Regions from separate parts of the Mus musculus genome. Here regions 1, 2, 3, 5, 6 and 7 are each linked to region 4. A link is a loop called in an ENCODE intact Hi-C map of the cell type or tissue named here. Cell type or tissue: heart. All regions are shown on one strand. Region 1 overlaps Cdh13 (cadherin 13). Region 2 overlaps Cdh13 (cadherin 13). Region 3 overlaps Cdh13 (cadherin 13). Region 4 overlaps Cdh13 (cadherin 13). Region 5 overlaps Cdh13 (cadherin 13). Region 6 overlaps Cdh13 (cadherin 13). Region 7 overlaps Cdh13 (cadherin 13).

Region 1 (4,000 bases), 410 kb before region 4:
CCAAGAGCAACATGGGGGAACTTTCCATCAACTTGTGAGAAGGCAGGGTGTGAAGACACTCACTGTGCACTATGAGGAGGAGTCAAGAGGCAATAATAAGAAGGGGGGAAATTATGGGCCAAGAGCCAAGAAGATACTTTGTGTAGAAAAGGAAGGGGAAAAAAAAAACTGTTCCACCCCTCCTGTCCAAATGAAAAAGAATTTAATTGAGTGTTCTTTATTTAGGTGAAAAAAATACCCTGCTGAGTTCCCAGTGTTTCATTATCCAATTGAGCTTGGTACCTCAAGTAGCAAAGGCCATTCTCCCAAATGAGTATTCTTATTTCCGTGTCAGTCTGCCCATGTTCAGTGAACCCCTGCTAGGCCACATCATTTAAAAGTCAGACCCCTGGAAAAATATTCAGACCCAATATAGTAACCGAGCAAGCACTGATATCTCTCATTCCATTCCGCTCAGCTTCTTCCCTCCTGTCTACTGAGATGCTCAGAATCAACAAGGCTGTTCCCCAGACCCTTTCCCAAGGCGTTGAAAGGCCTGTGAGGAACTATAGAAGACTCGGAGGCATCTCAGGGTAACTGTTTAGGCTGGAAGATGGGCCCCTCAGTTTAGTTTCCCCTTGAGTCAAGAATGAAAGGGACAGCCCGAGGCAGCAGCGAGTGCCCTTAAGTCGGAGCATTTGCTGGATTGGGTGGCCAGGCTTTGCTGGGTGGCAGTACGACTACCTCCTTGCTAGAAGCCCCTTAGATTACCCAGACAGGAAAAGGGAGATAAGTGTAACAAAAAAATGCTTCCTACCATTCACCAGCATTGTGAAGACGGAAACAAACAAACAGCTGCACTTGTGTTCTAGAAAATACTTTCTTCTTTTCTATTCCTTTTCCTTTCCCCTGGGGCATCTAGGAATGAAGATCCTTTCAAATTCTCCCCCTCACCCCCAGAGGCAAGCTCTTCAGGAAACTGGTGAACCATTGAGTTGCTTCTAGGTCTGGTCCAAGCCACGTGCAACACATTTGGTTCATTCAGAAAATACTCTTGCAAGTTGTATTGTCTCGGGGGCTTAATTTCTCTTTGACTGAGTGGAACAGTGCTGTTGTGACATCTTTGCAAACAACTTGTAAATTCGAAGCCTGTTCGGCGCCATGTCTCAGAACTCCAAAGCAGTTATGGTATTTTATCTAAGCCGTAGAATAATTCAAACCAATTTTTCCTGACTCTAGTTTCTTCCAAGTTGATCGCTCTGCCTGCGTCTTTTCTCGTAGAGAGTGGAAACCCACTCCTCTCAGCCCGCATCGACACAAAAGCAATCTGTTTCCGAAAGATTTAGGACTTAAAAAATAATAGCTACAGAGTGCTCCATGCCGTCTCCTCTACAGTAGAGTTCTCATCCCATTCCACAGAGAAGCCAGGGATGGTCTCAGAGTACAGAAACTCAGCCCCTGTCTTTCCTTGGTGATCTGTTGGTGTCTGATTGCAATGTCCATTTGCCTGGCTCACACACTCTGTAGCCAGCTAAGACAGCAGCAGGCTGGGTCCTGTGGTTACCAAATCCAGGTCTAGGCACAGAATAATTTTTTTTATAAAACATTTCAATGTATTACTATTTACTTTGTGCATTTAGCATGTGTGTGTATGTGTGTGTGTGCATGCATAAATGTGTATATAAATGTATGTATGTATGTGTATGTATATATATGTATGTATGTGTGTGTATATATATGTGTGTGTATGTATATATATATATATTGCTCAAAAGACATATATAAAATATATATATATATATATATATATATATATATTGCTCAAAAGACAGTTTTCAGGAGTTGGTTCTTCTATCACATGTCTTAGGGTGGGATCCTAGTTCTCCAAGCTTTGTGACAGTGCCTTTACGTGTTGAGCCATTTCTCTGGGTCTAACAGTTTAAAAAACAAACAAACAAACAAACAAACAAACAAAAATGCTCTTGAGCTCTGGGATGCAGAATCTGAGAAAGATGCAAAAGGTTTTGCCCTCCTGGTGTTAACTCACAGTGGCTTTATCTGTCTGGTGTGCCATGTGTCCTTTTCCTGGTCCTCCCAGCCTCCCAGAGAAAGAGGTAAGCACACCCCACACCCCCCTTTTACAGTGGAAGCCCAGGTTCCAGGACGGAAGAGAGGCATACCCAGTGTAATTCAACTAATAGATGAATGCCCTCAATCATCTGAATGGAGAGAGAGGCAGGGTTCATCAGCACTGTAGTCTCTACTGCCCTCTGTGGCCCGGTGGAGGGAGTGTGTGGAATCTATTCCATTTCCTGGTCAACTCTCTTTGTTTTTGGTTTTGAGACAGGGTTTTGCTCTGTCGCCCAGGCTGGCCTCAAACTTCTAATGATCCTCCTGCCTCCCCCACTCCCTGCCAGGTGCTGAGATTGTAGGTCTATTCTACCATGCCCTGCTCTTGGCTGATCTCTTGATTTTAGGATGGGAACTCTTGAGTAACTGTGATGGTTTGTATATGCTTGGCCCAGGGAGTGGCACCATTAGGAGGTATGCCCTTGTTGGAATAGGTAAGGCCTTGTTGGAGTAGGTGTGGCCTTGTTGGAGTAGGTGTGGCCTTGTTGGAGTAGGTGTGGCCTTGTTGGAATAGGTGTGGCCTTGTTGGAATAGGTGTGGCCTTGTTGGAGTAGGTGTGGCCTTATTGGAATAGGTGTGGCCTTGTTGGAGTAGGTGTGTCACTGTGGGTATGGGCTTTAAGACCCTCAGCCTAGCTGCTGAGAAGTCAGTCTTCCACTAGCAGCCTTTAGGTGAAGATGGAAAACTATCAGCTCTGCCTGCACCATGTCTGCCTGGATGCTGCCATGCTCCCGCCTTGATGATAATGGACTGAACCTCTGAACCTCTAAGCCAGCTCCAGTGAAATGTCGTCCTTATAAGAGTTGCCTTGGTCATGGTGTCTGTTCACAGCAGTAAAACCCTCTTAGACAATAACCCATACATTTAGTAGTTCATGGAGCAACAGGATAGGTTTTCTGTTCCAGGCTGCATACTCTGGGAGCTATGCTCTCAGTGTGGGAGACTGATAAGCCATCTTCCGGTGGAAATGCACCTTTCCCCGGGTTGATCCTTCTTATGAATTTTCTTTCCATCCTTTGATCTTTAGGTCCACTTAGGATTCTTGGGCTGATACAAATTCTGAACTTGTGCTTTAGATGTTTGATAACGGGCTGTATTAGGACAGACTCTGCCTTTGCGGCTGAGAGGTCTCCTGGAGCTTCCCTGCTGAGACACGTATTTAGTCACCATTATATGAGGCTGGAGGGGATCCAGCAGCAGGCTGGGGAAAGGGGGAAAGCTGGGGTGTATGGCACCCTCTCCTTCCACGGGTAACAGAAGCATGCCAGGTTTCTGACATGGCTGTGTCTGCATGTGCTGGGGGCCATCTACCCCAAGAGGCTGAATGCGGATCTTTTTCTTTTCACCAGGACTGGGTGGCCACTGGGGACAGGACGTCATCAACCTTTCCTTACCCAGAACAAGGGTGTGGTGGATCTGATTCTTGACCACGTAGTTAGCATGAGTCATTGACCATTGTTTTAAATTTCGGTTTGAAAGCTGCACGAAGTACAGATGAGATAAACACCGACTTGTCTCTGGAATAACATGCTGTAGCTTTCCCCATGAGGTGAAAACAATGGAGGTGCCAGCTGTTGTTGGCTGAGATGTGCCACCCACTGCTCAATACCACAGTGGCTTGAGAGAGCCCAGGCCTTACATTCTCATCCATACAAAGCCCAGTGGGACAACGGTGGCTAAAGGACAATGGGAGCAAGGACAGATATGGCCACAGGACAAGCATTGCCATTGTGTGCCATGACACAAAGCTCTAGAGAGAACAGGCTCTGTTGTCACTGGGTCTTGATGCAGTTCAAGGGCAGATATTATTGATATGACACCTAACCCAAGATTTTGGGAAATTCTTGTCACACCACTTAGGCAGTGATCTGAATAGACCCGGCTGGGTCTA
Region 2 (4,000 bases), 210 kb after region 4:
TCCCATTCTGCCCCCAAAATATTATCTCCTGCTTTCATCTTCCATCACCTCTCCAACACACACACATATACACACCACACATGTTACACACACAGACACACAGACACAGCATACACATACACACTACACATGACACACATATACACACAGACACACATGCACATATACACATACATACATACATACATACACATAAACGCACACATATATACACAGACATACAGCACACATAAACAGACAAACATATACAGACACACACAGCACACATACACAGACAAACATACATACACAGACACATATACACATACACACACATACACACATGTACACACACATACTACACACACAACACTCAGACACATACTCACACACATACATACAGATATACACACATACACACAGAGAGACACATACACACCCTTAAATATACACACAACACACAGACAAATACACATACACACAGAGACACACACACACATATATACACACACACATATACACAGACACATACACACATATACACACATCCCACACACATGACACACAGACATATACACACACATACACACAGACACACAGACACATAAAACACATACACACAGACAGACACACACATGTATATACCCCCCCATACACACATGTACACACAGACACATCCACACTCATACACACATACACACACAGATACATCCACACACACAGACACACACACACATATGCACAAACACCACACCTTAAAATCTCACCTGTCCAGTCTCCCTCCTTGGTCTCCATCTCCTACTCAGGGACTCAATTCCCTTGCTGCTCTGACAGTAGGGAAGGGGTGATGTTCACATCTCCCCACAAATGATCTTCTTCTTCTTCTTCTTCTTCTTCTTCTTCTTCTTCTTCTTCTTCTTCTTCTTCTTCTTCTTCTTCTTCTTCCTCCTCCTCCTCCTCCTCCTCTTCCTCTTCCTCCTCCTCCTCTTCCTCTTCCTCTTCCTCTTCCCCTCCTCCTCCTCCTCCTCTTCCTCCTTCTTCCTAATGTATTTATTTTTTATGTACATGCATATGTGAGCATGGTGGAGGTATCTATGTGAATATGTAAATGGGGTGTATGCTCACAAGTGTGTGCCGTGCATGTGTCTGGGCAGGCCAGAGGAAGACTTTGGGTATGCTATGTTAGCACTCTCTGCTAACATATCCCTTGAGTTGGAGTCTCTTACTCATCCTGGAGCTGTGTTGTACCCAGTAAGCCCTAGTGATCCCCCTGCCTCTGCTGCACACACCTGGAACATTGTGTTCCTGATGCACATGCAGCCAAACCTAGCATTTTTAGTGTTTGCTGGGATCCCTACTTGGAGCCTCATGCTTGACAGCAAATGTTCCTGCCCATTGAGCCGTACCCCCAGTGCTTGCGCTCTCTCTCTCTCTCTCTCTCTCTCTCTCTCTCTCTCTCTCTCTCTCTCTCTCTCTCTCTCTCCCTCTCTCTCTCTCCCCACACCACACACACACTACAGACACACACACACTACAGACATACAGTGTGTTTTTGTTGATGATAAAGATAATCATGTTTCCCCCAGCCCTTCCTTTTATCATGAGAATTCAGAACAGGCTCTCCATCACTTAGCTAAGAAACACAGTTGGCTTTCTAGATCTCCTAGCTAAAGGTCCTAAGAAGCAGCTACAAGTTTTCATGAAGGAAGGAATATTTAGTGTTGACTTGAGAGCCTGTCTTCCCTGAAGTGTTAGCTGGAAAGGTGGGCAGTAGAGTGGAAGGGACTTGGGTCTGCAGAACAGCCAGACACCAAGCTTAGAGCCACCAGTCCCTGGGTATGCAGTGGTAACAGCCCCCAAAAGAGCACCTCTCTCCTTCTTGAAGTTTTGTGCTTCAAGCTTTGTGCTCAAAAACTTCCATGGAACAAAACATCTACCAGGGAGGTGTGACTTTCAGTTGCTTTTAAGGAAGCAAGTTTCCACCACTAGCCTTCATAGCCTCCAGCTTTGTAAACTGTCTTCAGGCATCCCTGGCCTTGGGCAGGGTAGGGAGTGGGGGTGGGGCAGAAAGTGGACACAGGCAGGTCACTAGATCTAGAAGATGGGAAGCCAAGCCCTGGAAGTGTGGAGAGAGGAACCATCTAACTCCGGAGCTGCTTTGTGCCTCTGTCCTCTTTGTCCTCCTCCTCCCCCCTCCCTTCCCACTTCCTCTTCCACCCCCCCCCCCCCCGTTCTCCTCCTCCTCCCCTCAGGAGTGGGAGTCAATGATAGAAGACCTTCCACTATCTAGCCAAACTCCGTGGACTCTAGTTGTCTCATATCCCGAAGAGTAACTGAATCAGAAATACGGTGATGATGTCATTAGGTCACGTGCCCTACCTGGAGTTAAACTAGGCTGCTTAAGCATTTAACAAAAGTGTGTCTTTGTGTATAATAAAAGGAGAGGATCTTGGTGGCCACCTTTAGATAGGCAAAACAATCTCCGTAGTGGTGCTTTACTGCCACCTGGTGGCCATATACCTGCATTGACGGGGTTTAGAAAGCCGGGAAAGGAATCTGTTCTACGACCCCCTCAAAACATCTAACAGTGTTTATGCCACAATATGCTTGATAATGGCGCCGGTGAGTTAATGTGTGCTGTGAACCACGGGAAAGCCTAATAATGCACAAGGCAAGGCCACTGGAGATGGTTGATCTGGGGAAGTGCTGAAGGGGTCATGCGTGCCAAGTCTTCTGTGCTTAGCTTGGAAAGAGTGGCTAGCTCCCTGTGAGCCTGGGCACAGTGGCCGCTGTTACTGTTGATAAGCCCCTCGTGGTTATTGCTACTTTTTTAGAATAACTAGGATTTTTGGAGGCAAGAAGGCAGGAATGAGTGGAAAAGATATCTTCCTCCGTAAGCTGCCCTGGGATACCAGCTCTGTGTTTCTGAGGAAGCTGGCTTTGGATGCTGGTTCTGTGTTCCTGAGGAACCTGGCCTTGGATGCTGGCTTCATGTTCCTGAGGAAGCTGGCCTGGACTACTGGCTCCATCTTTCTGAGGCAGGGGAGGCTCCAGGGAGCCTCTGAGGGAAGGACACAGGACAGAATCACTTAAGGTTATTGGTGGCCTTGGCAAGAACATGCGAAGACAGGATTCCTCGTGTGGAGAATGATGCATGGCAGGTGGGGTAGAGAAAAGACACAAAACACTCCTGGTTATGAACCTCCACAGCCCCGCAGCCCTGTGCTAGAGGGGACTGGGGTCTGTTTGTCAGACTTGACCACAGGAACAGAGACTGGCCAGTGGCATCCCTGTGAGCAGGTATCACTACTTACATGCCTCAAATAAAAACGATCATCTATAATGTGGTTTGCTCTTACAATACTCTAGAATGTTCTATAATAAGCCTTTCCAACTAAAATGTTTGTCCAATCCTTGGGGACAAAAATCCTAAATGCTTCCATGAGGCAAGAGCTGGTCCATAAAAGCACAGAGAGACCGATCAGCGAAATGCTTGCAGCACAAGCGTGATGACCCGAGTTGTCTCCAGCACTCACACAAGAGCTAGGAGTGGTGCTGTGTGCCTGTGAGCCCCACTCTGGGAAGGTGGGAACGTGGGGCTTCCTAGGGCATAACCTAGTTGGTGGGTTCCAGGCTCAGTGACAGATCTTGTCATTCACAAAGAAGTTAAAGAAGGGTGGAAGTGGCTAAGGAAGCCATTGCCAACTCCTGGCTCCCATATATCTGTCCACCACAAATACAAACACACACTTATGCACTCAACGTAAATGGTGGCGTAAAGGGAACAGTACAAATCCAGTGACATTTACCAAGAAGTCCAGTGCCACAGAAGCCACGCCCACTGGGCAAGAACATGTGGCTGGCAGGGCCCGGAACACATTTTGCCGCCGTCTGAGGCTGTTGCTCAGCTCTGACTGGAAGTGGGGGTGCTGTTGACTTCCAGGTAATATGCTTGGTCTGTCAATAGCTCACTGTATATCAAAGAGAAGTTCTCTCCTGTATTCGCCACACGCGTATCATC
Region 3 (4,000 bases), 340 kb before region 4:
TTGCTTCTATAATCTTCATGACACCAAACAGCTTTCAATTCAGCACCAAGAAGCTGGGAACAATCATAGTTTAGGGGGTCTTTTTAATTTAAACTGCAGCATACTGTACATTCCAATATCAGAGGGGCGTGTGTGCATGCTCTGTCTTAATCCCCCAAGTAATTAACTTGGTTATGGCCCTTGAGCCTGTGTAAGCTGCTAAATGCTAAATGAGACTAGGCTTGCTACCTATGACAACACACACAGGGAAATCCAGCCTTACGGGAATCAGTCACAACTTAAAATTTGATGTTTGTGTGTGAGATGTTGGGTCAGCAAAATCTGATTAGCCTTTGAGGTGAGACTGCTTGTCCACATCTGTCACTAAGGCAGAACACAAGGAGCAGGGTCAGTTAGGTACTTGTAACTTCCTCTCAAGGAAACAACGAATAGAGTTTGTTCTGAGTATAGTCTGTGGTTGAGGTTAACTGTGTCTAGGTGGGCAAGAAAGTCTGTAGACACTGGAGAATGCCTGTTTTAAACTGTTTAAGAAAATCGGAGTCTCCAAGAGAGACCACGGCCGGTTTATTTCACCCAAAGAGGGATGTCAAAGCTGAGAATATTAAATGGAAATACCCTTTTAATATTTTACCAATGTTTCCCCAATCACTTCTACTCTCTCTTCTTACTCTTTATAAGTTCTTTTCTGTACAATTTCAAAGTTTTATTTTTAATTAATTGTGCCTGTTTGTCCGTATGGAGCTATGCACACCTGAGTGCAGGTGCCCTCTCAGGACAGAAAAGGGTATCACATCCATTGGAGCAGCAATTCTTGACCTTCCTAAGGCTGTGACCTTCACTACAGTTCCTCATGGGTGGTGACTCCCACCATAAAGTTATTTTTGTTACTACTTCATAATTTTAACTTTGCTACTGGGTTGTTGTTGTTGTTGTTTTGTTTGTTTGTTTTGTTTTGGAGACAGGGTTTCTCTGTATAGCCCTGGCTGTCCTGGAACTCACTCTATAGACCACGCTGGCCTCAAACTCAGAAATCTGCCTGCCTCTGCCTCCCAAGTGCTGGGATTAAAGGCATGCGCCACCACCACCCAGCCTAACTTTGCTACTGTTATGAACCATAATGTTCTTTTTCTTTTGAGGTTCTTAGGCAATTTCGGTGAAAGGGTCGTTTGACTCCTGAAGGGGTGGCAACCCACAGGTTGAGAACCACTACAAAGGGAAGCTACAGGCATTTGTGAGCTACAGGCATTTGTGGTATGGGTGCTTGGAAACAAACTTGAGTCTTGGGGAAACATCATGTTCTCTTAACCCCCAAACCTTCTCTCTGTGCCTTGTATGCATCTCAGAAGATTCAACACAAACCCCTTTTGTCTCTGAAAAAGTGTGAAGAGCCAATGGTGAGAGGTGAGAGGTGTGTGTGCTGGCAGAAACTAATTCCTGGATCATAAATGGAAAGTAAAAGTTGATCAGAGCCAGAAAGTTAGGGGAAAAAAAAAAAAACAACTTTGGATCCATGAATTTACATTTTAAAGATAAATGAAAGTGTTTGCTGTGCAGAAATATGTTGTGGATGGCCTTGGTGCTGTTGTATTTTGATGTTAATTCTGCTTCTCCAGGAAGGGTTGTCTGGAAGGAGAAATGAGTCACAGACTCATGTGACTCCTTGTGAACCTCCCCCTAATAAATAAAGAAATCAATCACTGGGCAACTAGGTGGGACTTCCAGGTTGGAAGGAGGATAAGGGGAAGCAGGAGAGAGTTCGGGGTTTTTTGGATGGGGATAGTGTAAGGACAAGATGTAGCTGCTGGTGTCTCCCAGTTTCAATGGTGGGCCCACCAGGATTTGCCACCAGAAGATTTAGATTTTATATGGCTTACAAGATTAGGATTCTAGTTGTTGTGTCCAGCAATTGAGTTACCATTCTTTCTGAACTAAGTCGGTGTGGCATTTTCCTTCATGTGGTGTTTCGACTGGGTTCAAGAGAGAAAGGTATGGCGGCTAAGCATGGTTTTACGAGATGTGCACCACAAAGGCCATGGGGGATTTGAAGCATGGGGCTGGTGTGGTAGTGACTGGCCAGTGGGAACTTAGTGCCCTGGGTGGAGAGATTTTGGAGCTCTGAGTCAGAGACTCTCCATGAGATAAGAACAGGCTGGCCATTGCCACCAGTGCAGCGCACCAGTGCAGAGAGTAGCTGGGTGTAGCGTGGGAAACTTGCCATTCCTTTTTATTATTTCCCGCAACAGAAATAGAAGCTGACGCTGTATGGGTGCCAGAGGTTATGAAAGAGTAGGTGAGTGATAGGGTCCTGGGCCTGCCTGTTTATGATATGTACAGTTTATATGTTTACTGTATTTGTAATAGTTAGGAAATCTGGTTATAGGACCAGCATGATTACTCAGGGGGTGGAGCATCACTGCCAAGCCTAAGGGCCTGGGGTCCATCCCTGAGATCCATGTAGGGGAAGGAAAGATCTGCCTCCTCTGGCTTTCACAGGTGCCATGGTGTACACACACACACACACACACACACACACACACACATACACACAGAGAGAGAGACAGAGACAGACAGAGACAGAGAGAGAGAGAGAGACAGAGAGAGACAGAGACAGAGACAGAGAGAGACAGAGACAGAGAGACAGAAAGGATATTTTTTTAAAAACAATTTTAAAAAGTTTGGTTATAAGTCCTTGTGAGTTTTTACATTCCAAAGGCAGAGTACAGCACAATCCATTCATCGATCGCATGCCGTAGGATTTTATGAAGTTGTCTGGAAGTGTTGTCCCTTTACTCGGTGGGGAAGCTCATCTGCTTGTCCCCTGGGCTTGTGTTCAACCCCTTTCTCTCGGCTGTCTCGGGTTCTGGGAGCGTTTATTCCTGCTTTCTTGGTTCTGACAGCACCGTTTCCTTTTATCCCTTTTTTAATCTTCTTCCTCACTTCCCAGTGAATTGCCTTTTTCCACTTTAACTGTTACTAATGGTCACCCTGCTCCTTTTATTTCCCTAATATTTTATTCACTGTTCACTCCAATACAAGCTCCCTTCAGTTGTTCGGAAGCCTTTTATTTCCTTCACATCCAAATAACTCTTTTTATTCTACTCTCCTTACTGCTAACTAGACCTGCTTTCTTCTTTAAAGGGCCATTTTCCAACAAGCTGCTGGGATCAAAACACGGCACCGCACTCTCTCTTGTCATGTACCCAGCAGAGCTCCTTCTCCGAGTCTTTTTGAGTGCCATGCAAAGCCCCCAACTCATCATGATTCGGCCAAAACATTTTTTGCTTTCATCTCAGACTTGAAAGAGGGGCTATTCCCAGCATCCAATGAGAAGTACAAGGAAAGGGGAAATACAGTTAGGAAGCAGCTCACCTGGGTGGCTGCCTGCATACCTCACCAGGATGGGAACACCAAGTTACCAAGTGTAACATCCTGCCTTGTTCACAAGCAGCTTAGACAGACCTTCTGGATATCCCAGGGATCTATGGTCATTGAGTTCCCTAGGGGAAACCATGTTTGTGATTCCCCCAACCTCTGCCCAGCATCCAGAATGGACATGCTATTGGTCACCCAACCACTACAAGTACTGTATTCTTCAGATTTCCATCTTCATTGCTTATATCTCCTAATGCATACACACACAAACCAAACACAAAAATGAACAAGGAGTGATTCCCACACCAAAGCATACCTATAATACAATGTGTAGTCACACTGCATCCCCGGCAGAAAAGGCTATGCTAAGGCTGAGGCACTGAGCAACCCCGTGACCTCACACAGTGAATTTTTATTTCTAACTCTATCTCATAGATACAGGTCAGGGTGCTTATCTAGGTGACTCTCCTTCCAACCTTAGATAGCAAGACTGGAGGTCAAGAAAGAGGGTGTGGAGGGCCAAAAAGGGGGAGTGGGTGGGCAGGGGAGTGGGGGTGGGTGGATATGGGGGACTTTTGGTATAGCATTGGAAATGTAAATGAGTTAAATACCTAATAAAAAATGGAAA
Region 4 (4,000 bases):
CAACGTGGTTTAGAATCTCACTTTCATCTGTTTAAGAGCAGGGACCACAGCCACCTTGCAGACCACTGTGGTTCCATCCATTATATAAACAAACTCAGGATGATTAAAAAAAAAAAAGTCCCATTCCAAGCACCATTTAAAAGTATAAAGAGGTTCATGAGAGTCGCTCAGCAGAGCCTGGCACCCAGGGGAGCCATGAGGCGTGTGGTCACTAGCACTAGCAACAAAGTATAAACCTTGCTCAGTGCCTGCCCAGTGTGTGGCAGATAAACAACTCCTACACTTACCCTTGCTTGCAGAGAAAACCAAATCTCCTTCCTCCATTAGAAACAATGCAAGTTTCCTCATCACCCGCCCGCCTTGCTCCATTACCCAGGGCTTCCACTATTGCTAAGCTTCCTCAGCTGTAAGTTGTAACCATTTGCATGAACCAAGCTAAGCGATGATGATGCTATTTTGGGCAAGGTTGCTTTTGGCTAATCTTGGTTGATCAGGCAGCTTTGCGCTGGCACCTGACACTAGTGGTTTGGTCCCCAAGGGATGTGTGTGTGTGTGTGTATGTGTGGGGTGTCTATGGCGGGCTCTCTCCATGCCTTTCAGACCGTCTTAAATGTCACTCTGTCTCTCTGAACAGGTAGTCGATAGCGACAGACCCGAAGGGTCCAAGTTCCGGCTCACCGGGAAGGGAGTGGATCAAGACCCTAAAGGAACTTTCAGAATCAATGAGAACACAGGCAGTGTCTCCGTGACACGGACCCTGGACAGAGAAACGATCGCTACTTATCAAGTGAGTCCTGGGTGCCTGCTCACCCTGCGCATAGAGATATGGATTTCAGAGTGATTTCTTCCCACCGAGCCAATTATTTCTGTGCCTCATCAAACCCGAGAAAGTGTGGCTCCAGGTGCTTCTGGGAGAACAAAAGTGGAGCCTAACAGTGAGGGGCCCCCTAGCTCATCAGCAGAGCCACCGGGCCTGTGTCACTCTTTGGGTTCCAGAGACCAATGAGACAGATACCAGAGGCACCTCGGAGGAGGTCAAAACCCTGAGGCCAAGCCTGGCTTTCAGAGGCCTGTGTTCCGAGTCACCGTGATAAGTACAAACCCTCAGACAAGATAATCCTGCTTTTAGACATTTATCCTGATGAAATCTGGAAGAGTTAGTGCAGTTTTGTACAATGTGGGCCTTGGCCCTGAGGGTGGAGCATTGCTAAATAGTGAACTGCAGGAGGGGTGCTGGCATCAGGGTGTCAAGGAAGGCAGCTTCCTGCAGCATTTAAGATGCAGCAGACTGGAGTGGGAACTCAGTGGTCGAGAGCACTTGGTGCTCTTCCAAGGACTGACTTTGGTTGCCAAAACCCATATTGAGCAGCTCACACCCACCCATAAGTCCAACTCAAGGGGAGTCAGTGCCCTCTCTTGACCTCCACAGGCACTGTCTGCACACACACACACACACACACACACACACACACAGAGAGAGAGAGAGAGAGAGAGAGAGAGAGAGAGAAAGAACACAAATCTATAAAATAACTATGAAGAAATCTTGTGTGGAAACAGAGTAGTTACATGGGAATATTCAAGACAAGATACAAGAGACAGAAGACAAACACATATGGTGTCCTTGTTCTGAAGTGTTTGCATGCATTAGGACAGGTGTGCCTTCAGAGCCATGGTAAAAGAAAAAAAAATCAAGGAAATGTATAAAATTAAATACCCAGATGTGATTGAAAAAGTAAATACAGAAAAAGCCATGGATGCTGGGAATGCGAGTCTCCTTGGGAACTGCGGTATTCATGCCATCGCTATGGTTGCTCGTCGCAGGTACACAAACCACAAACCCTCTGTGAATGCACTCTGTGCCGGGGACTTGTTTTAAGCATGTAATTTGTTTCCTGTAATTCGATTCTGGGAACAGCTGATAAGTAAATTATATTACCGCCTTATTTCCTAATGAGGAAAAAGCATTTGACTTGTGAGCACGGACCGCTTGTCCGTTGCCAGCTGGGATTTCCATCTTGGCGGGCTGCTCCCCAAGTTTGTGCTATTCTGTTGGTGTCACATGCAAATGGTTCCATCGATTAAAATTATGTTAAAAAAAAAAGGAAGAGGAAGGAGGAAATTCAGAGTTGCTGGTTGTGTTTGAGGCTGTGGGCTCTGCATGTGGCTCTCTTGCCCTTTTTCTATGTGAATTTCAGTAAAGTCAGTAAAGTTCAGTAAAGTCAGACCATGGTCATGAGAGGCATCTGCTGTTGGCCACATGTTGTGTTGTGGGGTCCTTGTCTGCTAGCAGGTTCCATGTCCCAAAGCATTGTGGGTCTTGGTTCCAGGAAGATGGATACACCTCTGAGTTCTTTTAAGGGCTTTCGGAACCTTTTATGAACAGGAGAAAGTACCGATCAGTGTGTACCAAAGGTGAGCTGTTTGCACCAAGGGGAAGGCTGACTGTTGGAAAATTTTGATGCTAGACCCACAGGCTGTGACAATAACCAGGGAGGACTTGGCCTGTGTCTGTGAAAGGCCCCACCTTCTCTCCCCAAACCTGTCATGGGATATATGTGAGGTTGCAAAACCAAGGAACCGAGGTGGGGGTCTGGTGAGTTTAATCGTTTCTAAGCTCAGTGGCTAAGAGTTCAGGGATCAGAAGAAGACAAACTAAAAAATAGCAACCCTGTCACACACATCTCAGCAGCCATGTTTCTCCCTGAGCCGTGCGAGCCAGGGCAACCCTCTCTCATCTTGCTGTTATTTCTTCCACAAGGTACAGAGAATAGGAGGCGCCTCTCCATACAAGGTAAAACGGGGTTCTTTCTGTGAACACCTGGCACAATGCCCAGCATGTAGCAGACCCTCCTGAATCAGGGCCTCTCTCAAGCCGCATCGTTTTCCTGAAAGTTTTTAAGTTCTACCGTCTCCTAACATGTTTGACCTGGTGTCATACATCTGACAAACACAACGATGTCTAATGTAAACAAGAGCTGTGGTCGCACTGTCCTTCCGTGAAGTATCAAAGGGATTTGGGGGATAAGCAGGAGATATTAAATGAAGAGAATGAGGTCTACCAGGGAGTGCCTGTACCCTGGAAACTCAGGTTATGAGACCTGGGGAATGAGAGTCAGTGAGTTGTCTTTCAAGGTGCTGCCTGCACACATTAATGAGTAGGAAGTACCACGTTGATGTTTGTGGGATCCAGGATTAGTTTATAGGGTGTCATTCTGCTAGAAGCCTATGATATCCAGGTGAAGACTCTGGGTGCCACACACTCAGCCCACTTCAGTATGGGCTTCTACCTCAGGTGGCAGTGATCTTTATCTCCAGGTACAGTGACGAAGTCCGAGGAGGTGGGAGACTTTTGGGGACAGTCACAGCAGCCTTCAGGGCTCAGGTTATCAGGCAGAATTAGGTCACCCATGACCAGTGGTTTAATCGTTTCAGAAACTCCAGCTGAAGGCTTCTCCCAGAACTTCTGGGTTATATTGTAGCCATGTGGTGTGTTGTAGGGTCTCCAGCCATATGCAGGTCCCGTGCCGCCGAGCATCATGGGGTGTGGTCCCAGGAGGACAAGGATGGATGAATGGCAAAGTTGTTCCCTTTCATTCTAAGAAAGGGGTCTTTGCTCCGCACCGCCATGGCAGCCTGGGTTCTCCTGCTTTGTCTCCCAATGTCTCAGCCCTTCCCTTCCGTTTCCTTGTCTCCCGGAGGAGGAGCAGGTGACTCCTGTCAGGCTATCCTTAGACACAAGGATGGTGTATATCCTGTCCGTTTCAAACTCTCTTGGGAAATGACTTCCTGTCTGGAAGATGGGGGCCAGGTTCATTCTGGTTGTAACAGTCATCGTGCCTGGGAACAGAGTGGCTTCTAAGCACACATCCTAAGTCTCAACATCCCCTGGGCTTTCGCTTCTATTCTCCCAAGCTTCAAAAGCAGAGAGAGTATGTAGGTGTGTGTGTTGACATCATAATTGCGCTAATATAGCTGTTGTTTGTTTTGGAGTCAAATAACA
Region 5 (4,000 bases), 500 kb before region 4:
AGGAGAGCAAAGGGCTTTGCGGGGGACTTAAGATGGATCTGCAAACCTTTTCCTGAAAAGGGACAGATAGTAAATGTACCAGGCTTTGCAGACCCCATGCCTACCCTAGCCTACCTTCTTCTTCCTTGTCTCTATTTTTTCTCCCCTTCTTACTATACATTGCGCTGTCTTTAACAATCCCTTATAAACATCCTTTGTTTGCAGGCTATACAAAACTGGGATGGCTCTGAGTCATAGGTTGTCAGTTGATGGCTTGAAAGGAAAATGTTTGCACTCCAAATAATGTCCCGTTGACAATAGGACACCTGCCACTTGCCATTTGGTTTGCTCCACTCCATAGCCTGGTTGCTGAAGGGCAGAGGGAACTGACAACCATTGTTCCACCTTCAAAGAGGTGAAGTGTTTGGATGAACCTGGGTCCAGCCTGGGAGGGTATAGATGCTCACCCATGCCGTTCCTGCCAGCTCTCTGTCTCCCTTGCCCCTGGGGTTGAGCTTCCCTGAGGACTAGTGGAATGAAGAAGAAGCATTCAAACACAGTTGGTGAGGCGACACATTATGCTAATTCTGGCTCAACCTGGGTTGATTGGAGGCTAATTTCAAGAGCATCCAAAGCAAGGCAGACAGCAAAATAGTGCTTCCTCAAGCCCCATCCCAGGTTCCCCTGCCTCAGCATGGCTGCCCTTTCTGTGGGCCTTACAGCAACCCTCACAGTAACCTTTTCTATAAAGACCTTTTTAGACGCCGTGTTTAACGTAAGTCTAACTGGGATCACACTTATCTCTAAACATGACACACCCTTGGACTTAAGTCCACAAGCACAGCCTTCGTCACCGTTCTTCTCCTGGAGTCAGACAATGCACTTGAGCAACTGAGACAAGATATTGAGATGGTCACCTGTCTGTGTCAAATGTCACTCAGCTGTCAGGAGGAGACCATCTAATCTGAGGTGGTTCATATAGCCTCACAAGAGTGATGCTAGCAGGAGCCTCAGGAGTCCTGTGAAAAGAGATTTATTTAAAATGACTCCACCCGTTAGCTGACCCCACATGCCTATGCTTCCAGGGAGTTTTGTTGATCTACTCTCAAGCTAAGACTGGCTTGTGGAACAGTTGGCTTACTGTAGAAATTTGTCTCAGGGCAGTCTTTCCTAGGCTGACGTGCAGAGTAGCTTATGCACATTAGTTATGGCTTGTTATGGGTAGTAACAAACGGGCGTGGCATTATGAGTTCAAAGGGAAATACAACTGAATAAACTGGGAGCAGTGAGGTTAAAAAAGAGGAGATAAATTGTGTACTGAAGAAATAGTGCACAGGTGTGTGTGTATGTGTGTATGTGTATGTGTATGTGTGTGTGTGTGTATGTGTGTGGGTGTGTGTATGTGCATGTGTGTGTGTGTGTGTGTGTGTATGTGTATGTGTGTGTGTGTGTATGTACATGTGCGTGTGTGTGTGTGTGTGTATGTGTGTGCATGCGTGTGTTCACACACGTGTGCTTCTGTGGAGGCCGGTCAGCTTCTGATATTGTTCTATCCACTTGGTTCTTTGGAGCCAGGATCTTTCATTGGCCTGGAATTTACCAAATAGGTGTGGCAGGCTGGGCAGTGAGCCCCAGGGATCTACCTGTTTCTGCCTCCTCGGTACCAAGACGGTAAGATTGACATTACAGCTGAATTTTCATCGGGTGGGTTCTGGGGATCAAACTCAGGTCTTTGTGCTTAGCCAGCAAGCACCTCACCACCCAACCCATCTCCCCAGCCCTCACTGGAGTGTGCCACACTTTCTCAATCATTGGGACCCGGAACTTCTTCCGTGCACAGAGCGAGCCATAAGATAGAACTCTGAAAAACAAGCTGAGAGTCAGGGCCACATGAGGACTGCCCTTCATATGTGATGTCAGAGAATCCTGGCTGCCCTTTCCCTGGGGACTAATGGTCTGGAATGTGGGCCATATCTAATCCTCTCAAAGGCTCAGAGACCGCAAGTCCTGCCCTAGGAGTGGTTCTTCACCTTGTTTTGAGTCTTCTCTTTGTCCTGCAAGATCTCCTGCAGGGCAGCTGCTGACAGCATTTAATTGCCTTCAGTTATGACGTCCCAATGTCCAAGCCCCGCTGCCTCCCAACCCCACAAATAGTGACCATCCATATCGATTCAATTTGTAACGCTATTCTAGTGTTCAAGACGTCCATATAAGGCTGTGTACAAGCAAATGCTGCCCCTCCCTAGTCCCGGGCATCTCCATCCTGTAGCTTCGTGGGCAGCCTCAGCCCTGTGTGGCCCAGCAGAGACTCATTGTCTCTGAGTCATTGCCTCTTCCTGTTTGTTTTCCCCTCTCCTCCCAGCTAATGGCATTACCAGCCCCATTCAACCTCCAAAGTTAGAAAATCTGAGTACTTTTTTATTTCTTCCTTTTCCTTGATAACCTGTGAGCTGATAAATCCTCCTGACCCTATGTCTGAAGTACATGGCAACCACATCTCTCTTTCACTCGTGTGAACATTGCCCTAGTTCAAAGGTCTTTCTGTTGTTCTTGTTGTGGAGGTGGTGGTGATGGTGGTGGTGGTGGTGGTGTGTGTGGAGGTGGGGGCAGATAGAAGACAATCACAGGATGCTATCTACTATTTGTTGCTTGTTTTTGTTTTTGTTTTGAGACGGTCTCTCTCACTGACTTCACTGCCTGAGTCTCAGTTCAGGTAGACTGGTTGACCAGCAAGCCCTGGCAATGTGCCCATATCTACCTCCCTAGCACTAATGTTATAAGCACCATTCCACTATACCCAGCTGTCTTAAGGGGGTTCTGTGTATTACTCACAGAATCTTAGACTTGCACAACAAGCCCTTAACTGAGTCCCCTCAGGGCCTGGCTCCTCTTTGTTGTAGATGAACTATATAGTCTCTTTGCTCTGATTTCTTTCCTCATCTTATAACTCCTGCTATGGCTTAAAAACTCTCATTTAGGGGAGAGCATGCTGGATGTGTCCTCTTTGATTGCATCCTTGGCTAAGACCTTTAGTATTTGTGATATATTTCTTTTCCCATATATATTTACTGAGTATATTTATTTTTCTTTGTTATTTTATTAAGACTTATTTATTTGTTAGGTATACAATTTTCTGCCTACATGTATGCCTGTGCATCAGGAGAGGACACCAGATCTCATTGCAGATGGTCATGAGTCACCATATGGTTGCTGGGGATTGATCTCAAGACCCCTGGAAAAACTACCAGTGTTCTTACCCTCCTCTTTAGCTTAGTATATGTCTAAGACCATCTCTTAGACCAAGTATATGCCTAAGAGTTCCTTCTTCATGGATCTTGCCAGTGTTTCACATGCATCATGGTTTAATCATGTAGTAGCATTTTAGTCTCATGCTTGTTTCTGTGACAAAATACAGCTCAGGGTGAGAAAGGGCATCCTTACTCAACTTATAATTCCAGGTCATATTGTGGAGAAGCCACAGTGTCAAGAACTCAGGAAAGTTAGAGACACTTTATCATCAAAGAGAAATAAATGTATGCTAGCCTGCCTGCTTGCTTGCTTGCTTGCTTTTTCCTTTCTTATAGAGTTTATGACCCTGCGACTAGGGAATAGTACTGCCCACACTGGGCTAGGTGTTCTCACGTCAATTAACTTAATACAATCCCTCACAGTCATGCCCACAGGCCAACTCAATGTGAATAATCTGTCATGGAAACTCTCTTCCCATATGGTTATGAATGGTGTCTGACCCATGATTAAAATTTAACCATCACAAAAACAAGTACAGAAAGAGAGGTGGATAACTCAGAATTGCCCTTGAGTTGCCCTGGTAAGGGAGTGTCGTTGTGAGTCCACTCTTGGTGAACCTGGAGTCTTACTGGCTCTGTTCTGAATGAGTGTGCGGTAACGATGTGGTGTCTGCCTTCTGTACTCCCCAGTAGGGAGGGAGTTCTTGCTTCCCAGCATGCTTAAGGTATCAAAATTCGAAGGAACTGGGTTAGCTATTTGCTCACTTTTATGT
Region 6 (4,000 bases), 150 kb before region 4:
GCTCACCATGAATATATTTTCAATGTAAACTAAAGGGGGACTAAAGGGTAACAATTTAAAGAAATTTGCTTGTGACATATTAATCAAAGGTAAGTTGGTATCCAGGCTATTCTGAGAGGAAATGAACTTCCAGGGAGAAATACTGCTTCAGAGAGAGAGAGAGACCACTGTAACAGAGCCAGGCAGCAGGCAGAGAGGGTGATCCTCAACTATGTTGCATCTATCAGTACATATCAAAACCAACAGAAAAGGTAGCGCTAATGGCAGAAATGGAAAAACCCAGGGTCACATCTGGAAATTCAGTTGTTTTGTTTGTTGCTTTTTTTCTTTCTTTCTTTTCTTTTTCTTTTTCTTTTTCTTTTTCTTTTTTTTTTTGTTTTTTTTTTGTTTGTTTGTTTGTTTTTTTGTTTTTTGAGACAGGGCACTGTATCCCAGACTGAACCTACCGGATCACTTTGGGTAGCTTCAGACTCATGGATAATTCTCCTGCCTCATCCTCCCTGGTGCTAAGACTATACATGCATAAGAGCTAAGAGCCCACCCCACTTATAGTTGCAGCTTTTAGCATCTTTCTGTGGGCTGATATAAAAAGCCACATAAATATGAGCAGAGGCCATGTAGAGTTCAGTGGCACATCCCAGTGCATGTGGTCCACTGAGATGCTACAAGATGTACATCCTCTTCAGGTAATCCTGGGATGGTTACAACTATACTGTCCTGATCTTAAAATCTGTCTAAACAGTTGAAAAGAAAAAAAAAGAATCCTGCAGAATATATTTTCTAAGAACTGTGCACATAAGCATATAATCCAGGTGCTAGCAACAGTGGGAGCCAAAGGTGCCTGCATGCATAAGAATCTAAGCAGTACACTTTGAAACATGCCATGGGTAAAAATAAAAATAAGAAATAATGGCAGAAATATTTTGAGCAGAATGTAACAAAAATGTGGCGCCATGCGAGAGGCTTGCCGGGTGAAGCTAAAGCAGGGAAAAGCCAGAGAGTAGCAGACTTAGCTCCAAAAGCAGATGGAGAGAGATAGTGAGAAGGGAAAGGGATAGTGAGAGTCAATCAGGGAGAAAAGAGACCCCAGCCAAACCGCAGCTCGGCTGTCTGAGAGATGCCTAATTCGCAAAGCCCCTGGGAAGGAGGACGGAGAGCAGGCAGTCGGAAATGAATGGGGTGTAAAAGGAAACTTGACTAGTTATAGAAAGTGCAAGGAGCCCCTGTGAGGCTATTCCTGAAAATCAATCTGAAAGTTGAAACTGACAAATCCTCTGAACGGTATAGAAACTCGGTGCACTGAAGAACAAAGAGAGACGTCTGTGTCTCCTGACCTCAAGCGCTTGTGAGCCAAGACCAAGCCAAAGCCAGGTGACTGCATGGAACATTCTCCCGAACTTTCAGAGCCACAACACCAGCTCTCACGCTTTCAGAAAGGAGTCTTTCGGCTCCCTTCCCAAAGCCAGTGTCACCTTGTCACAGTGGGGCTGACCTGAGCACATGTCGAAAAGCAATGCCATGCAAAAGAACCTCCAGGAAGATGAGTTAGACCAGTGAGCACGCAAGCCTGCGTTCCTCAAACGGCAGCAACCGAAAAAGAGGAACGGCAGGTTGCAGAGTGGGAAAGCCTAGGTCATGCACGTACCTGCCTGGGACCTTTGCCCACAGCAACAAACGACGCCTTTATGATTGAGGAAATGGCAGTCAACCAGTTTAAAAGTGGGGAGGGGACTTTAACAGCCCCTGTACAGAAAAGCACCTTGAAATGACTTCTGAGTGTTAAGACCTCCGACATTATTAATCCACAAGGAGATATATAGGAGGGAGACCAGAAGATAACACACACACACACACACACACACACACACACACACACACACACACACCAAAAGGACATCTGGAGAATGACGATACCTTGTGTCAGCTGTCACACTGCAAGGCTGAGTATCCTATGACTTAGCAACATAATCAGAGGTAAATCTAAAATAAATGTATGGCCACCTTCCCCAGGGGATACTAGAGTGCTCATAACAGTACTCATAGTAGCTTAAAGTAGCATCAAGAGATGGCTTGGTGATGCAACAAAACCTGTTATCATGCTCAAGAGCCAACACAGACCAGACTGAGGGTGAAAGAAGCCAACGAGAAAGAGGAAGCTTGCCCATGGCCAGTAGCAGGTCTCTGGCAGCCCGCATGGTGGGACCTTAGGGAGGATGATGACTGAGAAGGTCTGAGGGATGTTTCTGGAATGATGAGGATACAATGTATCCGCATTGCCATGGTGATGGCATAGATTTGATCTTAAAACAAGTTAGCAAACTGATGCTTAGAGTTTTCAACTTAATATAAGAGTGACCAGAGCGTGCCTTCATTAAAAATCTTGAGGTGAGTGACAGAAAACAACAGGAGCGCCTCCTTTTGGTGAATGAGCAAACCCAGGGCAGAGCTGAGACTGCAGTCTTCAGTGCTTAGCCTGGCACACAGAGCCTTCAGTGCCCGTCTGACCTCCCTTCCAGCCTGCTCTGCTTAAACCATCCTACGGCTTGCTCGAGCTAATTAGAGATACCCTTCGCACAGGCCACCTCTTGCTCTAGGATGGGCCAGTGAGGACAGATTCGAGGTTTGGTCACAGACACCTATGTGCATCTTATACGATAATGAGGAAGAAGAGCCTTTTTGTGACATTGCAATTGCTGTCTGGACATGTCCATTTGTAGTATGGGTGTGAAATGTCCCCCACAGGCTCATGTGTTGGAGCACTTTGTCCCCAGATGGTGGCGCTGTTTAAGCAGAAGGTAAAACCTTTAGAAGGTGGAGCCTGACTGGAGGAAGGGGCTCACTAAGTGTTAGAGCTTAAGCTTTGGTCTCACCCAAGTCTTTCTGTTTCCCACTGACCACAGTATGAGCAAGCCACTCAATTTCCTACTGCCACAGGGATGTCCTCTGCCATGTTGTCCCTCCCAAGATGGACCGTACCCCCTTCAACCAAAAACTACAATAAACCCTTCTTTCCCAAGTTCTTTCTTGTCAAGTACTTGGTGACAAGAAACATAATTAATATAATAACCCTAGAGTTGGAGACATTAAAACTGGTAGGAGACATGTCTTACAGATATCCCTTTTCTTTCTTTCTTTCTTTCTTTCTTTCTTTCTTTCTTTCTTTTCTTTTCTTTTTAACAAAGAGTGTCTTAAATTGTCATGGCTCACGGGCAATTTTATTTTTAAAAACAAGAAAACTTTCAGATCCATGAATTTTTTTTCTTAAAAATTCAAATCAGGCTTGATAATTTTAAGTTTAATGCTTTCTGGATTTTGAGGTAATGGCCAATTATAAAAGGAAATGCCAGAACTTTCTGAGAATTCTTTTTATTTGTTTTTCATCTTTGCTATGGACTATGGAAAAACTTGGGTTTTTCTCTCTTTTTCCTCCCATTAATTTATTTATTCACTTGACATCTAATTGAAGTCCCCTCCTCTCCTCTAGATGCTCCCTCACACAGCTCCCCCTTCTTTTCTCCTTGAGAAGTGTGAGGCCCCCTGGGTTGTTAAGTCACTGTAGGACTAGGCACATCCTCTCCCACTGAGGCCAGACGAGGCTGACCAGTTACGTGAATGGGGATCCACAGACAGGCAACAGAGTCAGGAATGGCCCCTGCTCCAGTTATTGGAGAACCAAGACCAATCTGCACATCTGATATATATGTGTGGGGAGGGCAGGCTGGCTTTTTCTTTATCAATCAGATAAAGGATTATTGTGGATTGGAGAGGAAGCTAGCTTGCTCAGTGGCAGAGTGCTGACCTCAGTCTCATTATGGGCTTGATCTCCAGTACGGTACAAAACAGACAAAACCCAGCAATGTTAAAGCAAAGAGGTTGGGGTACCAGAGCTCAATTCAAGTATGAGTAGTTCCCTCCATACCGCCAGCAAATTCTAGAACGATGTTTATTCTTCTCTGGCCGCTGTATCTCTTCCTCAACACGTGGCTATCTCCTGGTCCAT
Region 7 (4,000 bases), 420 kb before region 4:
TACCCCTAGGGTGAACCTCAGCCTACTTTCTGGCTGCCTGCTTCCTGTTGCGGTGTCTTCAGGGGGCCAGGAAGAACAAACTGTTGTTTAATCCCCTGCTCTTGGCTTTCAGCTCTGTACAGCTCTGTACAGCTCTGTACTGCGGTCTGCTCAAACTCCTTTCCCAGAAGCCTCTGGGTCTCTATTGGAGCCCAGCATCTGTTACTCGGGCAACACCTCCTCCCAACAAGAGCACAGACTTTGTAGCTTTCCCAGGTGCTGTAAGCCAGGCATTGCCAAAAATGCCAGCGACCCACAGGTCTCCTCCCTCCGCAGAGATTAAACAGATCGGAAACAAGGGCTTGTGGACAACAGGTGTGGCTCAGTGAGAGTAAATGTTCTCTTCTGATACTGCAGTTGGCATCCAAGTGCATTTCCTGCCTGTGGAGCCAGCTTCAGGAGCATGGGAGAATGCCTCCGAGCCAGGGCATGCTCTGTGCTCTCCCTTTAAGGCCAAAGGCATCATCAGCTCAAGGAGCAGGCGTCCTCTAGGGGCAGGGGTCCAGGTGGGGATAATGCCTGGATCTTGCAGCTCCAGTCTGCTGACTGGTTAGGCTCTGCGAGGGTGCTAAGGGGCTCCATCATCCCTCATTAACTTGGCTAGATGAACTTGGTAAGCGAAGCTAGCATCATGGAGTGAACCTGTCTTTCTCACATCTTGAAATCAAGAGCTCAGACCATGAGGGCACAGAGAGGCAACTGCAGGAAGTTCCCCAGTTCTAAGACCACTGAATAAAATTCCCAAGGACAAAGAGAAGAACTTTTACCTATTGAAAAGTTCTCTCTCTCTCTCTCACTCTCTTGCTCTCTCTCTCTAAAGGGATTTGCTTGCCTGGTGAGACTTTCTGACCTCCTCAATTGCTCCAGTCCACCTTCCCTCACAACCCAGAGACTCTTACATGCCTGCACTTGGTGCTGCTACACTCAACATACAGAAGAGGGAGGACTCTAAAAGACAATCACAGATACTTACAAAAGAACTCAAGCTCTCAGGATCTGTGGCTGCTTTCAGGAGTCCTATAGCTGTGGCATCTCTTTGTTACATGATCACACCTGCCCATGAGGGCTGTTGGGAAATGTAGTCCAGTCGTGTGCCCATCTTCTCCACCCCCACCCCCACCCCTACCCCAAACCCCACAAACTACAACACTGCTTTTAGAAAGCACTGGGGATCTCTTCCTCACACTATGTTCATAATTGCTCATTGAGACAGTGAAGGGAAGGAACAAATTGGTGATTGTTCCAAAAATAAATCTACCAATCTCTTTTGATATTATGTTATCAGAAACCCATAGGAACTGTTGGATTTGTGTGAGATATTAAGAGGCATGTTGGGAAGACACACCCCTTTCTCTGTCATTTCCAACACCTGATTTGAATACTAATACATCCGCTCTGGGAGGCCAATCCCAGCAATGAGAAGGCCTCCAGAGTTTCCGTAGCACAGCAGTCCTTCATATCCTACCCATGCAACAGCTCTGGGAAACGGAACATGCCCAGATGTTTGCTTCTAAAAATCATTCAGAAAGCCAGGCTGCTGGGGGTCTTAGGTCTTCGAATGACCCTTGCCACACTTCTGCGTGGGTACGTCTGTTTCACCCGGATGTCCCCAGATTGCATGTCACTTCTGTCCAGCCTTTCCTGTTTCCACTTGCTCTAGAGACAGTTAGGAGCTCCCAGGGTATCCTGTAGTCTCCACTGCTGGGGGGCTCCAACACTCAGCTTTCCAAGTGACTCAGGACAGCCTCCTCCTGCCTAGCCAGGACACAGAAATACCATGGAGGTGCATGTACCACAGATGCACATGGTCTCTGCCTGCTGCTGATGGCCTACTTAGTCGCTGTCCCTTGGTCACATGGCCACATCTGCCTGTGGGGGCTATTGGGAAATGTAGTCCAGTTGTGGGCCCAGGAAGGAAGGAGTAGTGATTTGGGCAACAGCTATTGGTGTTCCCTTCCTCCTGTAAACCCCCTGTTTATGGAGGACCTGTTGTGAACCTTTCATTGTCCTAGGACTAAGGATGCAGCTGTTATGAACACATCCATTGTCCTTCTTTCTACAGTTAGAGGCCAGGGGAGGAAAAGAAGCAGTGTTAATGGCTAGCTGTAGAATTAATTACAATTTCAGTGCTTCCTGCAGTGGAGACTACAGGATACCCTGGGAGCTCCTAACTGTCTCTAGAGCAAGTGGAAACAGGAAAGGCTTCTGGACAGAAGTGACATGCAATCTGGGGACATCCGGGTGAGACAGATGTACCCAGGCAGAAGTGTGGCAGGGGCCATTCGAAGACCTAAGACCAACAAATGGAAAATCCTTGGGAAGAAAAGTTTAAACCTTAGATCTCCATGCTGGTGTTAGACATACATGGCTGAGCCACGGAGTCTTGTAAAGAGGCAGGGGATGTGCCCTGGCTGAGACCGAAGCAGTGTCTATGGACTGAGACTGTGGCTGGGTAGCCAGGAACAGAAAAGGCAACCACTGACCGACCACTTCAGAATTAAACTGGACATCACATAGTGAGCCGTGCTTGGGAAAAGTCTCTACTTCATAAAGCCACTGTAAGGAGGCTACCTCAGACATCCAGGACAGAGATGGTGTGGTGGGGACTGACTGAGGGGCTGGCAAGTAACAATGGGAAAGTAGGAAGATGAGTGACTATCTTATTGAGGCGAGGCCAAAATGGCACCCAGGGATGCAGACTTGCAGCTGACTCATGGAGAGGGGAGGGGAGGGGAGGGAAGAGCAGGGGTTGGGGAGAGAACACGCTTGGACAGCACAGGCTCTTCTGTTTCCTCTGTGGGCCTGGTCCCTTCTTGACTTCAAGCCTGTTTAATAAAAACTGGCTCTTTAAGAAAGACAAAGGTTCCATGGAAGTCAGCTCCCCTTTCAGCCCGCACTGCCATGAACCCTCATCACTATGCACGAGGCAGCTGTACACCTGATGTCCACAGCAGGCAGTTCTAGCAGTGGGGGGAGGCACAAGATAAATCACTCATAGCAAATTACTAATTAATCACACTCTTCACTTCAATGACATATACCATCTTGCTTAAGATGTGTCTGCTTATAATCTTGCATTCTATTCTACCAATTCAAAAGCCAGGAAAACCTGCCATAGATTCCCAATGGAGGGCAAATCTTCCTTCTTTTCCTTTGAGAGCTAAGAACTCAAGGGCTATTATTCTAGTAGCTGGAGAGAAATGACGGAAAGAGGGGGTGATGTTGTGTTTAATCAAGTCTCTCTGTGTAGCCCAGGCTATCCTTAAATCAAGCCCCTGACTACAATTGCAAGTGTGCAGTAGTACCCCATCCAGCTGTTGGTCTGTTGGTATTGTCTTTTAATCTCAAAAAACATTGTAGGCAGCTTACAATATGTAGAACAAGGCATTCCTCATGGAGAAGATACAAAAATCACTTTTGAGAATGCCTTTGCCTGGGCATGCTCGTAACACCTCTTTGCGTCTCCAAATCAGGATGCCATCATCTTAAGGGGCGGTAGACAAGAGTCATAAAACACTCAGCTGCCCAATCTGTCACTGGTTAGTAAATCAGCAGGGCAGAGCCCACGTGAGGAGTCACGATTTCTAGTGGTCCCTGATGATGCTTATTTAGAATGAATAGGTCTATAAGATAAAATACAAATGCTTATTTAAAAAAAGAGTGCCTTTGTCTCACATGACAAAATGGGCCCCATCGTCTGGCTGCCAAGGCTGTGCTGTGTTTCGGCTGATCTCTGTCTGGGCAAGTTGAATGCCCGTGTAGAGTCCTTCCAGAAACAGAGTCTGTGCTTTTTACAATGAGTGGGTTCTGCTTCTTCATTTTGTCTGCGTATACAGGCAGACGTGTCCAATCTATTGGCACATATCGCGGCGTCAAAACAAAATAAAATGAAACTCGGAATGGATGAAGCGGCAGAACAGTATATGTTCTGGAGTCTGAACGCACATCCCATTTACCACAT

Evidence for each region. A loop is a pair of places that touch in the nucleus more often than their neighbours do. Peaks named below come from ENCODE experiments on the same cell type or tissue, not always from the same donor. Only the 100,000 strongest peaks of a DNase experiment are listed, where the experiment ranks them.
Region 1: a loop joins it to region 4, with 4 times the contacts of the local background. A loop is called at or near these places in 8 of 42 quality-filtered maps.
Region 2: it touches region 4 in a loop (4-fold over the local background); 7 of 42 quality-filtered maps call a loop at or near these places.
Region 3: a loop joins it to region 4, with 3.0 times the contacts of the local background. A loop is called at or near these places in 2 of 42 quality-filtered maps.
Region 5: a loop joins it to region 4, with 2.4 times the contacts of the local background. A loop is called at or near these places in 2 of 42 quality-filtered maps.
Region 6: it touches region 4 in a loop (2.5-fold over the local background); 3 of 42 quality-filtered maps call a loop at or near these places.
Region 7: it touches region 4 in a loop (4-fold over the local background); 7 of 42 quality-filtered maps call a loop at or near these places.

Annotation. Positions count from the first base shown.
Region 1 is chr8:118,441,318-118,445,317 of GRCm38, forward strand. All of the region lies in intron 1 of Cdh13 (cadherin 13), which reads left to right. Among named protein-coding and RNA genes, the nearest start is that of Gm24035, 17 kb to the left of the region's middle. In heart, CTCF peaks have their summits at 2,248 and 3,434; DNase peaks (open chromatin) are centred at 2,224 and 3,484.
Region 2 is chr8:119,062,256-119,066,255 of GRCm38, forward strand. All of the region lies in intron 6 of Cdh13 (cadherin 13), which reads left to right. Among named protein-coding and RNA genes, the nearest start is that of Gm31893, 6.8 kb to the left of the region's middle. In heart, a CTCF peak has its summit at 2,490 (motif pointing left); no DNase peak of the experiment used is centred here; H3K27me3 peaks cover 661 bases.
Region 3 is chr8:118,507,421-118,511,420 of GRCm38, forward strand. All of the region lies in intron 2 of Cdh13 (cadherin 13), which reads left to right. Among named protein-coding and RNA genes, the nearest start is that of Gm24035, 83 kb to the left of the region's middle. In heart, no CTCF peak of the experiment used is centred here; a DNase peak (open chromatin) is centred at 2,181.
Region 4 is chr8:118,851,085-118,855,084 of GRCm38, forward strand. Cdh13 (cadherin 13) reads left to right here. Exons shown (of 14, transcript NM_019707.5): 5 at 635-787. Among named protein-coding and RNA genes, the nearest start is that of Gm31893, 200 kb to the right of the region's middle. In heart, no CTCF peak of the experiment used is centred here; DNase peaks (open chromatin) are centred at 1,997 and 3,797.
Region 5 is chr8:118,348,096-118,352,095 of GRCm38, forward strand. All of the region lies in intron 1 of Cdh13 (cadherin 13), which reads left to right. Among named protein-coding and RNA genes, the nearest start is that of Gm51555, 16 kb to the left of the region's middle. In heart, no CTCF peak of the experiment used is centred here; a DNase peak (open chromatin) is centred at 2,276; H3K27ac peaks cover 923 bases.
Region 6 is chr8:118,697,457-118,701,456 of GRCm38, forward strand. The region is part of intron 3 of Cdh13 (cadherin 13); the gene reads left to right. Among named protein-coding and RNA genes, the nearest start is that of Gm24035, 270 kb to the left of the region's middle. In heart, a CTCF peak has its summit at 2,432; no DNase peak of the experiment used is centred here.
Region 7 is chr8:118,431,816-118,435,815 of GRCm38, forward strand. All of the region lies in intron 1 of Cdh13 (cadherin 13), which reads left to right. Among named protein-coding and RNA genes, the nearest start is that of Gm24035, 7.2 kb to the left of the region's middle. In heart, no CTCF peak of the experiment used is centred here; DNase peaks (open chromatin) are centred at 426, 1,956 and 2,236.